Linked DNA regions of Mus musculus: region 2 is linked to region 1. The links are chromatin contacts, found by Hi-C in ENCODE. All regions are on one chromosome and are shown on one strand. The core of a region is the stretch at or near the end of the contact, and the rest is flanking DNA. Distances in the headings are between cores, read along the strand shown. Region 1 holds the start of Tpst2 (protein-tyrosine sulfotransferase 2). Region 2 holds the start of 4833439F03Rik (RIKEN cDNA 4833439F03 gene).

Region 1 (7,433 bases), core at 351-2,850:
AGGAGCCAGGCCACATCCTCCCCTTCCACCACATCCTGCCTACCTGTCTTCAAGCAAGGCCCCAGGCTGACCTCCTCCTTTCTGGATCCTGCCCCCCCCCCCCCCCCGGGCCCTGCTGTGACTAATGTTCTTTTCATGACTAGTTGCACAGGCCACCCTGCCTGTGCTTTGGGTCATGAGGTAAGCACCTCATTTTTTCCTCCCTGGACTAGTTTTGGAACCTACTCTTGCCTGGCCAGTTCCAGACCCTGCTGGGAAGGCTTGTTGAGGGGAATCCAGCTTACTTGTGGAATCATAAAGCTCAGAGAAAGCCCTCAGCGGAGCAGAAGTCCCCTTCAGGCAGACCTTGCTCTTTGATCTTTCTTCACCCATAAATAGTATAAAACTCCCAGAGCTGTGTCGTTAGTCACAAAAAAAAAAAAAAAATCTCAAATATGCACTCAGTAAATGCTATGTTGTGTGGTTTCATTTTTGGTAACTGGCTTCACCAAGACGGGGACTTTGTCAGCCCAGCATCTCCCACAGGGCAGGCACTGTTTTATAGACTACATGAATGAATGAATGAATGAATGAATGAATGACAAACACATATCTGTGTGCCTTGCTTTGTCTGGCCTGTAGAGATATTTGTGTTAGTTGTAACTAGTATAAAAATGAATTTCATTTAGTTTTGTACAGGTTTGGGGTATACGGTTTCACAACACCCTGGAAGGTCAAAGGATTTGTTTGGGTGGGAGGGGTACGTCCTTGTATGATGTGGGTCCCTCATCGAACTCATGTCGTCAGACTTAGAGGCAGGCGCTCTTACCCACTAAGCCATCTCGCAAACACCAGGATTTTATTTTCAATATTTATTTTTATTACTGTGTGTCAAGGCACACGTGTGGAGGTCGGAGACAACTTTGTGGAGCCGGTTCTACTCTTCCATCTCTGCACGGGTTTCGGGGATTGCAAGCGTCTTTACCAAACGAGCCATCTAATGTATTTTAAAATGGTAAAACACACCACAACTCGTGCGCGCGCGCGCGCGCTGTAAACAGAGGCTATAGAGGACGCAGCGAGAGGCTAGCCTACACCTTCTCCTTTGCTCTGCACACCTTGGGCTGGCTCCTTTCTGGGACCCAATCCTGTACCTATAGTGCACACCCCTGCGCTGACGGACAGCCATCCCGCTCAGCGTCTGAACGCCAGCTTGTGGCTGCGCCCTCAAGGATGCCGTGCAGAGGAGGAACGCCCTGCGTAGTTAAAGGAGCCAGAGCAGCAAGCTCTAACGGCAGGGGCTCCGCCCCCGGGGAGGAGATGAGGGCGGGGCAACGCTGGAAGGGGCGGGCTCTCTTGGCCACACCCCTTGCGTCATGGCGCTAGAGGGGAAGCTAGGGGAGGGGGAGTGGCGGAGGCCGTGCGTGTGGGCAGGGCCTATCTGGGTCCCGCCCCCAACCCTCTGGGCAAGCCTGGAGTGTCGCGGCTCTAGCGATAGACGTTGGGGGCGTGGTCAAGCACTAGGCGACAGGGGCGTGATCACGAGTGGCTCCGCCCCTTGCGTCACGACACGCGGCCCCGCCCCTCGCGGCGCCTCCCTGGCGGCCGGCAGGGAGCCGGAGTCTGCGCGGGCGCCGATTTGGGCACGGTAGGTGGCAGCGGCCTCGGCCAGTACCAGGTCAGGGCTGCGTGGCGCGGTCCGGACGGTGGGCGGCGCGGACAGGCCTGGTCGCCGCGGGAGGACGCGCGTGGCCTGGAGCCCCACCCGCGCGGCGCCGCGGGGAAGTTAACTTGCGGAGGTCGCGGCCCACGGTGGTTCTTAAGAACGCGTAGACCTCTCTTGCTCTGCCCTGTTTTGCTTGCTTCCTGCTTCACACGTGGGAAACTGAGGCCTGGGGTCACGTGCCCGGGCGCTGGGACTCACAGCTAGGACGGGGCAGAAACTCTCCCGCGGGGTTTTGTGCGCGCGAGCGAGCGTGTGACCCTCCCCCCTCCCCCCAGAGGTGGCTGCCCCTGTACCCACTGCTCCCGGTGTTCATACTGTTCCTTGCCCTCCCCAACCCCTTGTTTCTTTCATTCTAGCAGGGATGCCCGATGGTTAGTTAGGCCCAGCTTCTGCATTGGGGCAGATCGGGCTGGGAGGCTCCGGCTTAGTATTGGGGACATGCCCTTTCTCCAGCCTCTGTTTCCGGACATACAGAACTGGGTTTGTTTCGTTACCCTGAAGAAGCTGTTAAGTTATTTGTGAACCGCTGTACCCGCCTTGCCTCGCCTTGGGCTCATTCCATTTACCATATCTTGTTTTAAAAACCGTATCTAAGGATTTTTTTTTTTGTAACACTTTTTCTGAAGGTCTGATCCACTAACCATATAAATCTTCTTTTGGAAGTAAACTTTAGGTGGTTGGTGGGTTTTAGGATGCTCACATTACGCACTGATCCTCGTCTACTTTTAGAACATTTGTACATCCCCCAAAGCAGCAGTCCCTAACCCTCAACTCCCAAACCTCTTTCCCCAGACCCCGGCTCACCTTCATCTACACTACTATCTGTCTATGGATTTCTCTGCTCTGGGTGGTTCTGTGTATGGTTCCTCATGTGCATAGTATTTCCTAGTGTGGATATTGTGTGTGTGTGTGTGTGTGTGTGTGTGTAGTCCATTGGTTTGTAGATGGACAGTGGGTTGATGTTCCTTTATGGCTGTGATTAGTATTGTTGCTGGGAATACACACACTGTATTTCTCTTTTCAGTTTTGCCTAAATTTCAGGATCCCTTTAAAGTTTAACCTATTGAGGAGCTGCCAAACTCCCAAAGTGCCTTACCACTTTACTGCCTCTGGAATGTGATGGTTATGATGATATTTGTGACCAAGTCTTATCTACCTCAAGCTGACCTTGAACCCCAGACTCTCCGGTTTCAGCCCCGGAGTGCTGGAATTAGAGGCTTGTGCCACTTGCCTGGCTTGAGGTTTCCCATAAATTCTGAATATGTTTCGTTTCTTCTGAAACATCAGCGTCTTCCTGGCTTCAATGCATTTGTTATAAATGATTTCCTAGTTCATTAGTGCTCTGAGGGGTACCCTGCATGTCATCCGGGCGGTTCCTGGGACCTGCTAGTAAGCAGCAGTGGTGAGCAGATTTGTGGTTGACAGCTTCAGTACCTGTTGGGGTTAGGGCCTGGACCTGCCCACCCTCTTCCTGTGCTGGGGGAGGTAAGGTTATAAAAGAGAGTCACTGTGCTTCCCACAGTGAGGGGGGGGGTGCGCGTTCATGTGTGCATGTGTGTGTGTGTGTGTGCAAGCTCCGTCGAGAAAGTGTGTATTGAGACAGGGTCTCCTGTGACTCGGGCTGGCCTTCACGTCACTATGGAACTGAAGATGACCTTTAGCCTCTGTTCCTCCTGCCTCCACTTCCTGAGTGCTATACAGGTGTGCATCGTGACACCTTCTGCATTCAGTGCTGGGGTGGAACCCAGAGCCTCCGGCAAGCTAGGAGATCGAGCTTCCAATAGAACTGAACTCCTTTTATAATTATTGTGGGTGGTGTGTGTGTCTGTGCACGTGTAGGGTCTGGGGAGGCCGGCAGTTGATGTAGGATGCCTTTCTCTGTCGAGCCTCATCTTGTTTTTTGAGGCACAGTCTCTTGCTTAACCCAGAACTTGCCATTTTGCCTAGAATGGCCGGCCAGGGAGCCTCTGGGACTAATTTATAACTCCAACTCGGGGATTGCAGGCACACGCTGCTGAACTCAGATTTTTTTTTTTTTCTTTTTGAAACAAGACCATACTGTGTAGCCTTTGGTTGACCTGCATCTGACAGATATCCACGTGCCTCCTAACTGCTGGAATCAAAGCTGTGTACCACCACACCCAGCCTTTTCCAGGCATGCAGAGACCCAGTCTCTGTTCCGCAGGCTAGCCTAGCATGATCTCTTACCCAGTGAACTATTTCCATAGCCTTGAGCTACGTTCTTGAAGGGAGTCCGATTTCTGAACGTCAGTCCAGGCTTCTGGTAGTTACCTGTTGCAGGGTTTAAAACAGCATTGCCCTACAGGTCCTGCATGGTGTCATCTGGCTGTGGCTGGTGACAGAACTGGGGAAACAGAGCCCCCGGCACTTAGTGTAGCTCCACCGTTCTCCACAAGTTCCTTGGTGAAGAAAGTAGTCTAGGAATCAAGGGAGCTCCCTGGGCCTCGAGTCCCTGCTGGGGAATGAACGTACATCCTCAGAGCTCAGTATGGCATCTTGAGCTCCAGAAAGCCTCCAGGGCATTGTGGGTGTATTTGTAGCTAGACTGTGAGTCGTGTGGCTTCATAAGTGTATCTTTCGAGAGCTCAGGTACGGTTTGGGTGGCTTTGACGTGCCAAGCGACCTCGCAGAAGTTCCCCTGAGAGGAAGTCTGTACTTGCCCCGTACCGTCCATGTCTTGCTGCCTGCCCAGTGTCAGACATACCGCAGAGGTCTGGGATGCCCCTCTCCCCCATCCCAAGCCGCGGGCTGAGGAGGAATTATGGGCACATGAGTCATTTGAAATAGCTGAAGGGCTGGGCCAAGCTGGAGAAATTGCAGTGGAGGACAAGGGGGAACAGACATTATTGCTGGAGAGATGGCAGCTGGTGGCCCGGCTGCCAAGTGGATGCTCTCATTTGCCAGGCTCTTGACCTAGGCTGGCTTGTGGGAGAAAGATGGCAAGGTCAGAGAGCTGGCACCACCTCTCTTAGTATCACCGGCTCTGCTTGGAAGCCAGGCCTGGAGCTGTTGCTGCTTCTTGCTACCCCTGGGCTGAGTTTGCAGAGTACAAGTAGCTGCTACCTCCTGGGGATAGGAGGGGGCATGATGTCATCAGCAGTCCAGTTTGCCCTTTGCAAACCTCAGTGATTACAAACCTGGCTGAACAGTGCAAGGCCCACTGAGTGCCAGCCATTGGCCTAGATGCTTACAGCCCTTAACTCGGTTCTCCTGACGGCAGAGGAGGCACAGAGCACAGAGGCCTCAGTGGTTGCTGCTGTCGGGACTATAGGGTCATGCAGCTGCCAGGTTGGAGACAGATTTGAGGCCAAGGCTATCCTCATCGGTTACGGACCTTCCTCTCTCATTTCCCTTGGTAAGGCCCGGCACATGAGCCCCTGGGCTCAGTGGTTACAAGTATTAGCCACTCTTGTGCACATTTGTATCTGCCTATCTCACTTCCTCCTGAATGGCAGGGTGGACAGACACAGGGTTCTCGCCTTGTGAAGTCCTGGAGGCTTGCAAGCCCCAGTTCCCTCCGGATGGCTGTGGTATTGGGCAAGGCGCTTCCCCTTCTGGGCCTGTTCTTCCTGCTAGAGAAGGGATTCACTGCCTGCGGGTTTTGTTTAGCTCCCTGGTGATGTGGCTGTTCTAGGTTGGCCAGCTGGCTTTGAACCTAGGATTTCTATGCATGCTGGACAGGCTCTCTCCCATTGAACTACAACGGAGGTCTACTCCTGGTTCATTTTGAGATGAGGTCTTACTAAGCTGCCTAAACTGGCCTAGAACTCTCTCTGTAGTCCAGGCTGGCTTTGAACTTTCAGTCTTCCTGCGTCAGCCTCCTAGGAATTAGGACAACAGGCCTGTGTCACTGAGCCTGGCTGCTATTCTGGTTTTAATTGAACTGGCATTCAGACATTTGTAGAGGAAACTTACAGTTCCAAACTGAATTCCTGAGGCTCCGGGCAGGTGTCTTGGGCTGTCCTGATCCCTATCACCCCCAAACTGACCCCAGTGTTACATTCAGGACTGGCCCCAGGAGTCTGACTTGGTGTAGAAAAAGCTTCAGGGTTTTGAGGGCAGCCGTGGGCCTTCCTTGTGTTTGGAAACCATCCCTATTGCTTAGCGCCTTTTAAATCTACTTTATCCTCCTTGGCGTTCTTCACATGCATCGTCACACATTCCTCGGATGTCTGTGGAACATCTCACAATCCCCAAGTCACAGAGAACCTTCACAACCTTAGGTTCAGGTCTGGCCTAAGCCGGTATGAAACAGCAGAGGCCAGCCGCAGCCCGCCTATGTCTCAGCAGGTGAACTGCAGGTTCTGGGATGCGTGAGTCTGAACCACCGGCTGCAGGGACAGATCCCCCCCCCCCCCCCCCTGCTCTGCCCTCAATAGTGACATAACCTCGTATTTCCCAAACTCTGAGGCTGGCAGTGTGTCAGCCACCAAAAGCCACTCAAGCTTGATGTAGGCTATTGGTAGAGGCAGCTGGAATACGTGGGGCCTCCAGTTGTACACAGTTGCCTCCATGACGGGCCAGAAGACACTGAACACTCGGTAGCTGTGTCTGCCCTGAGGGCACATTGCAGCTCCCTAGGAAGAGGCTGCTACCAGATCCAAAAGCAGCAAGAGCCTCTTGTTCTGGGGACCTGGGAAGCTGGATGCTTGATGTCACTATGCCCCACCCCCATGCTGCTTTCTAAAGAATGCATTTGAAACAATTATGGCCTAGACTTAAGAGTCAGGTCCTGCCCCACACCTTGTCCTGGGAGCAGAGTCATACAGGGCCAGGGACACACCGTGCTCGCTGACCACCTCTTGTCTCTGGCTGCTGCATCACAACTGAATACAAATGTATTCCCCTATCTTTTCTTCTCTGGTTTTCAATTACTCGGCGAGCTGGAAGTATTAAGTGGAAATTTCTAGAAACAGGCCATTCTAAGAGGTGTGATGAAACTTACCCTGCGGGCTGGGACTTGGCTGGTCTCCTGTATCCACAGTGTATATGCTGCCTGCCCTGTTACTCTCTGTCTGCTGTGACAGAGGACGTGGTCAGTATTTCAGAAGGCTTTTGTAACTTAACATTACTAAGTCACTTCCCCAAACATGTTACTCTCCTGCTGGCCCTATTTTATTAATCAGATCCTGTCACTGATGTGTGTATAGGAAAAGCCTGGTATGTATGAGGGAACTGTGCCTGGTCAGGCTTCTGCTGGTCTCTTGGAATGTCAGGGGGTCTGGAGTAGTCAGGAGAGTGGCGTGGGACCTCAACACTCCTGCAGAGGTCATCGGAAAGTTGGCCAAATAAAAAGTTCTCTAAATACTAGTGGTGATGATCTTGTCTGTGCACCTTCTGCACTTAGCTCTTAATGTTGATTCCCCTTGGGTCAGCTCTGTCATGGGTAGTGCTGCGGGATCCTTCTTTATACTGGGTGCTGGCTGGAGTCCCGGGAAAGGAGCCAGGTGGAAGCAGGTTGTGTGGCTTGGGTGGTCAGCCTGGCAGGCTGTTGCAGAGCCCAGAGCTGCTTCCAGTTGCTTTCTGTCCGCCTGAGGCAGGTAGGAGGCCTTTATCCCTTCTCCTTAACAGTTCACAAATGTGTGCAGGCAGTGGAGTTGGGGGGCTGTGATGAAGGGATGTGGGGTTGAAGTGGGGGTGCAGTGGGGAGCAGCAAGGCCACCCCAAAGCCCCCAGGGAGCCAGGCTCTTTGGGGGGGTGTGGAACA
Region 2 (7,011 bases), core at 1,066-3,565, 860 kb after region 1:
CTCGCTCTTCCTCACGCCCAGGCCTCCTGAGCCAGACACCTCCGTGTACTTTTGTGCCCCCAAGTCCCCATTCTGTCCCTCCCACCCAGGTCTCTAGGCCTCTAACACACCCAGCCTTTCTCTGCACCGTGACCCTTCCTGCCTCCCGGGTCCTGGACTAAGCACCGTTTTATTTTCCTTCTTTCTTATCTGGGACAGCTAGAGGCCGCCGTCAGCCAATGACTTCAAGGCTGGCTTGAGATCTTTCCAGCCAGGCTGCCACAAATCCTCCTCTAGACACAGCCCGGGGCCCCTTTCTGGATGAGGGGTAAGATTGCCTACAGCCCCACGCCCCTGCCTGCCTTAGGAAGCTCCCACCCATAAGACAAACATTTAAGTTCAGAGTGAAAGGGGGTGTGTGCGGACTCCCCACTTCGTTGGGAACCTCTGAAGGCACGGTTTGGGAGAGAGGGCTTGGCTGCCACGCACAGGGGCCATACAGAACCCAGGTATTACACACACCACTTGGGGGTGCTCCTTGTCTGCCAATCATTCCATTCCACAGAGGGGAAAGTGAAGGCACAGAAAGGACAGAGGCCGCTGATCCACTCAAAGTAACACTCCTGGGAAGAGGCAGGCTGCTATCCAATCTCACCCAGGTGGATTTGCAGCAAGACGCAAGTCCCCCACCACACACAGTAGGATATCTTAGCACCTGACAGACTTACAAGTATTTACTTACTATGTGCCAGCATGGTGCTGACAGCATCTCAGAACAAGCACATGGTGCCCTCACTGGACAGAGGAGGAAACTGAGACTTAAGAATGGATTGAGCCAATGCCAGCTCTGCCCACCCCAGAGAGAGGCCAAGCAGGAGTGGGAAGACCTGGAAATCCACACTACTTCTGGGTGTATTTATGTTCACCCACTCGCCACCTGGGTGGCTGGCCTGTCACTGCGAGCACACTCCACATGCACAGAGGCACAGAGACTTAGGGCAGCATCCAAAGTCACACAGCCCAAGAAGAGCTAGGGCAGAGGTCAGGGAACAGAGCTAGTGTTCCTGGAGAGGATTCTGGGGAACGGGGCAGGAGGAGACAGACAAGCTGACACAGAACGAGCTCTTCCTTCGCGGAGAATGGGCGAGCACTCAAGACCCAAAGGAGTGCAGACTCCCACACAAGGAGTCACCCCTGATCAGCCTCACAGCATGGCTTCTGGCCTGGGTGAGCCCCTGCCTAGTGGCTCAGTGGCTGTGTGCGCCCTGCTGAGTCCCCTGGTCTCTGCGGACAGCTGCATTCCCCTGCCCAACACTGTCTCATAACCACACTGGCTCTGGGGACAAAAAGGGATAACTGAACCCATGTCTGGCCTCGAACGCCCCTGAAAACTGGGACAACTCAGCCCAGGGCAGAGGCCAGCTATCTGAAGACATTGGGCACTGCAACTAAGCTTCGTTCTGGTTGGTGACGTTAGTGTCCCCGAAGTCATTAGAGGTCCCAGAAACCATCTGCCAAGAGTTGGGCAGGGAAGTGTTCTTCCTGCTTCTCTCTCCCAGCCAGACTTCCCGCACCTTGCTGCGCATGCCCACGAGGTCACCGTTCTGTCTCCAGACCCGCCTCATATCACTCCAGATTACACTCACTGGCTATGATTACCCTGGTCTCACAGCATAGAACCCAATAGCTGGGCCTGGGCGCTCCACAATGGCCGGGCTCTTCACACAAGTCCAAGCTCCCAGGCTGGCAGGACCTGCCATCACCTTCCACCCAGTCCCCTACAGCTCCTCCCCTCGGAAGTCACTCAGTGTCTCACTTTTGAACAGTGGCAACCAGGCAACCGCCTTAAATCAGCACACAGGCAATGAGACCACTTGGTCACCCTGGGAGGGCAAGAGGAGATAGAGCAGGTGTCAAGTAAGCTTCCCTAAAAATAGAGATGCCGGCATGCCGTGGGGACAGCAGTGCCCCCCCAACCCCCACACAGCCCTGCTCACAGACAAGGAGCCCGGAGTCCGTTCCCCACCAGCTTCAAGCAGTGGGTGCTGCACCTGCAGAGCAGCCAACCCAGCCTACATCCCCCTCAGTATCCCAAGGCCATCATCACTGATAGGAAAAGTCCTCCCCTGAGGCTTCTACGAGTTGGCCCCCTCTCAGGAGTCCGAGGGAAGGGACCTTCCCAGGGTTGCCCTGCTATTTTAAACCACACACATCTATCCCCAAGCTTACAAGATCAGGGGCCTCAGAGTCTGGCTGTCTCTTCCGGAGGGATGAGAACCTCTGTTGGCTGCGTGCGGAGAAGCGGCGGAAGGACTCTCGGCTCCGAGAGGCCAGGTGTCTGAAGGAGGAGGTGCGCTTGAACGGGGTGCGAGCGGCGGACTCCCCGCTCCGCTCGGTGCCCACCGTGGCCGTCACCAAGTGCAGAGCCTCCTGGAAGGACCGCCTCACCGTGCCAACCCACTGAGTCATGTGTGTCTGGGCCACTGAAAGCTTGTCGCCCAGGTACTCCATAGGGCCAGCCTGGAGGAGGGGGCAGGCGGAGGCAGTTAGGAGGCCGACACTGCCAGGGTCCTGGTCCTTCTGTCGGTGACCGTCCTTGGGGAGAAGTTCTGGGCTCCGATGGGAAGCCCGGCAGAGAACATCAGCGCAAGTAAAGTAAACATCGCCCGACAGGCATCCGTGCGGGTCACGAAACAGGGACGGGACGGGTCAGCAGGGGGTCACCAGCAGGAGCCTAGAGTCAACCAACCAGGTCGTCCAGTTCTAGTCCCTGGGGCCAACCCTGATGAAGTCAAGGGGCAGGTGGCTGTGAAGAACTGGGCGAGGGGGCTGGCACCCCCAACTCACTTCCTCCGTCCATGCAGGGAGAACTCCCATGCACACCTGGGAGCCACCGCCCACCGCCGCCGGCCAGCTCTCTCTCCAGGCTCTTCTCGTCTGAACTAGGCAGATCTCCAGTCCTCAGGCTGGAGACTCCAAACCCGAAGCCGACTGAACCTGCCGCCCAGCAGGCAGCGCGCTCACTTCCGGAGAGGCAGCCACCCAGCCCGGGTCCCCTGGCCCGGCAGCCCGGAATGACATCAGCCCCCTGTCTTGGCGAGGGGTGCACAGCCCAGGAATGCAGGAGGGGCCTCGGGAGGTGGCCGCCCAGGGAGCTGGCGTCAGCCCCAGTTTTTTTTTTTTTGTTTTGTTTTTTTTTCTCCCCCTAAGTCTCAACTCGCTCGCTCGCTGTCCCTCGGGGACTTCATGTGCCAGACTGCTTACCCACCCCAGGCAGCACCGTGCAGGAACGCGGGTGAGTGCGCGCGTGTGGGGGCATGTACGTGGGAGGCGGCTGCCCCGGGGAGGTGGAGGGGCCGCTGCCGCACGAGCCTCCAGGGCTTCAGGTGAAGTCTGAGGACCTGTGGCTGGCTGTCAGTCTGTCTCCCTCTCCCGGCAGCGGCAGCGCCCTTCGGCTTCCATCTCCTTGCGGAGCTAAGCAGCTAAGCCTCCCCCACCAAGCTCCTTCCCCCTCTTATCCGCTCAGCAGTCCCTGCTGCCTCTCCTCGAGGATGGAGGACGCAGGTGACCTGCCCTGAGCTTCCCTCAAGGGTGGGTCTGGGGCTGAGGTGCCTGCATTTTGGTACAAGCAGGGTTGCCATGGCAACTTGGGGGCACAGCATCTGCCCCCTTTCCTAGGCTGGGCACAAGGAGCCATAAGGATGATTCATATGAACGAGTATCACATGAGCTCACTGTGCTTAACCCTTAAGGGCTGGAGCTTGTGGGGGCTGATAAGAGAGAAGAGGGTACACACTGGACAGGGAGGGGCATCAGCACAGTGGGACTCTGGACCTTCCAGCCAGGCTCTATTCCCCATCTCTGTTCCTTCCACAGGTGAAGAGGTGGATTCACATGTCGAAGGTCACACAGCAAGAGCACGACCAAGGTGCTCTTGGAAATGGCCCCCTCCCCATGGTTGCAAGCACGTCTGACCCCCCCCCACACCTCGCCCACTGGCAGGCCTTAAAAAAATATTGACTTTTCAAAATGCCAGGCCAAATCCAAGGTTGAAATCCACATCTGCCCAACCACCTGGTATGATCGATGCACCGCCCCCTCACCTCTCTGTCCTGAGTCAATATTTGCTCTCTAGACACCAGACTTGCCAAAGTAAGTATCTTGAAGGCCCACCCTGTGACAGACAGTGTGTGCAGGCTACCTACAGCCTCCTCTTCCTCCTCCTCATTCCAACCCCCCAACTCCCCACCCCCGGTGGTCCAGGCATCTCCGGTAAGAGTGAGCACCTCCTCTGGCCCAGCTCATGGCCCTGTGCTGTGGAGGGTCAGAGGGATGCAACACAGCTGCTGACTGATGCCACCTGAGCCTGATAAATGCTCAAAGGATCCCATTTGCTAAAAAGGGAGACTGAGGCCCAGAGAGCTGAGGCTGTGTGTGGTGGCCTGCCTCCCAGAGGCCCCCAGGGTCCCCACTACCCCTCCCACAATGCATCAGGGTTGGTCCCCAAGCGCCACAGTGAGGATGACTCTAGGGCATGTAAGGGGCAGCCATGGTGGATGCTCTGGAGGAGAAACCCACAGAGAAGAGACTAGAGTTCCAGCTAGAACCCAGCACCATGGCTGGCTACTGGACGAAGGCAGGTACCTGCCTCCGGTCAGATCCAGAGGACAGGAACCATGGCCAGCTTCCCGACTAGAGTCACTGGGAGACAAAAACTCACTCAGCCAAGCTGCCCTCAGTCTCCTGATCATAATATGTGCAAAGGTCCTGAGGTGAGCCAGGTTCATAGGGAACTGTAGGGATGAGGACAGGATGGCTTACAATGGAAGGAGGGCCCCTGACTGAGGTCAGGCTGTGTGCCCAGCAGGTGAGAGAGGTCAGACTGTGTGCCCAGCAGGTGAGATGTCACCCCAGCCTGCACCTCTGCAGATGAGGAAACATGCCAGGGGAAGGCCAATCCCCTTCTCCACCTGAGCCTGGCTCCTTCCCTAGCCTCCAAAGGGGGCTACACCCACAGTCACAGCCGGGGTTTCTGGGTTCTACAAGGAATTCACAGCAAACTCCAGGCTCCGGTCACTTCATAGACTTCCCAGGTAACCAGGGACAGACAGAAGACAGGAAAGGATAGACAGGCCCTTCCCAATCTGGCCCCAGAAAAGCCACCCCAGGAACATTTCGAGAACGAGAGGGGGACCCAAGTGTGACAGGCTATCTGGACACAGAGATGGGGATCATTCTATCCTTCGGAGGGGAGGGGGGGCCGTGAGAGGCACGAGACACATCTAAAGTGATCGTAGCTCCCACTGAATGGCTTCAAGAGGGGTGCAGCACCTGTAATATTTCTAAGAGAAGCCAAACACCCCAGATGAAACACTGCCCCTTTGGGATGGATAGACACACTGAAGCTGGGGACCAGGTTGGGATGCACAGGTGTCATCGGCTTTGAAAACACCTCAGATGGGGCTGGAGAGATGGCTCAGAGGTTAGGAGCACTAGCTGTTCTTTCAGAGGTCCTAAGTTCAGTTCCCAGCAACCACATGGGGGCTCACAACCATCTGTAATGGAATCTGCTGCCCTCTTCAGGCCTGCAGGTGAACATGCGGGTAGAATGTTGTATACATAACAAATAAATCTTTATTTAAAAAAAAATCTCAGACACACAGTTTTTATGAAGAAGACAGCTGTCCCGGGCATCATTTCAAATGTCTTGAAGTGCTCGACTGGGGCTGGAGAGATGGCTCAGGTGTTAAGAGCACTGACTGCTCTTCCAGAGGTCCCGAGTTCAAATCCCACCAACTACACCGTGGCTCACAACCATCTGTAATGGGATCCGATGCCCTCTTCTGGTGTGTCTGAACACCGCTATAGTGTACTCACACATTAAAACAAACAAACAAGAAAGTGCTTGATTGTTGACACCACAGTTCACGACAGATACCACATGTGAGACACACGTGAGAATTCACCTCAGAAAGAAGAACACACAGGGGCTGATGCTAAAAACACAGCTGCCACAAAATATACAAGTGGGACACAAGAAGCCAGGTGCTCAGCCAAAAGGGGCAGGTGGGCTGGGAAAAGCGGGGTGTCTGGATCCAGGATGGAGGAGAACTCTATCACATCGACTCTGCCTTTCCAGTATTAAGTCTGTATTCTTCATGGGATTCTGCTTTGACTTAAAAATATATATATATACTCATTTAAAGAATTATTTATCCTGACCACTAGCTGTTTTCTTGTTTCCTGGTACTAAGTGATGGCCCCATGGGCCATGCCCTGCCTCCTGCCCTGCTTCCTACCCTGCACTGGACTGGCTAAACCAAGTTACAATCTGCAACTGGCTTTAACTAGCCACTGAGAGAGTAACTAAACCTCTTTGATTTCTCTCACAGATGAAACCCACCAAGTGTTTGCTGGTTGTGCATGTGGCTGGTTGACTCCTTCCCGTCTGTCCCCACATCTAGAGGGTGCACTTGGTTTTTTGCCCATGAGTCCAGCTTGCCATCCCCAGAACACGGTCTGGCTCAGGGCTGTACAAAGGGTGACCATATATCTCAGTGAACAGCCAGCAAAGAACTCAGAACCCAGGTCCCCTGCCCACAGGAAGACCAGCCCGGGGACATGCTGGGGACAGAGCTCACCAGACACCTGTGTGTACCCCACTCTGTCATTGCTCAAGTCTATGGCCCGGCCTCCATGTTAGCCACCAGCACAGGAGTCCCCACCGTCTCTGCACATAAACACCAGCCCCACTGCACTCCACTCCCCCACCCCTGTCATCGCTGTCCCCCCAAACACCAGCTGTGGCCAAACATCAGGACACCTTGTCCCCCACACACACACACACCATGTGTGATGTCACAGACAGGATGATGATTTCACTGTAATGCAATACCATGTGACATCACAGTGCTAAGCCATTACGTCATCAAATTATATCATGCACCACCATGCTGCCTCACTGAACCGTGTCTCTGTCACACACCTCATCTGCTCCTGCCAACAATGCAAGAAGCTCCATGCCATTTTACA

Evidence for each region. Hi-C counts contacts between places; a loop is a spot of excess contacts on that map.
Region 2: a loop to region 1 is called in a map of v-Abl transformed pro-B cells, with 2.5 times the contacts of the local background. The contact joins the promoter of 4833439F03Rik here to the promoter of Tpst2 in region 1. A Hi-C loop is called at or near these places in 2 of 37 maps with a recorded cell type or tissue (regulatory T cell and v-Abl transformed pro-B cells).

What each region holds. Positions count from the first base shown.
Region 1 is chr5:112,275,145-112,282,577 of GRCm38, forward strand. It overlaps Tpst2 (protein-tyrosine sulfotransferase 2), which reads left to right and starts at 1,601. Exons shown (of 7, transcript NM_009419.5): 1 at 1,601-1,627.
Region 2 is chr5:113,135,497-113,142,507 of GRCm38, forward strand. It overlaps 4833439F03Rik (RIKEN cDNA 4833439F03 gene), which reads left to right and starts at 2,316. Exons shown (of 3, transcript NR_166693.1): 1 at 2,316-2,481; 2 at 2,844-3,274; 3 at 3,856-5,628. The region is part of intron 6 of 2900026A02Rik (RIKEN cDNA 2900026A02 gene); the gene reads right to left.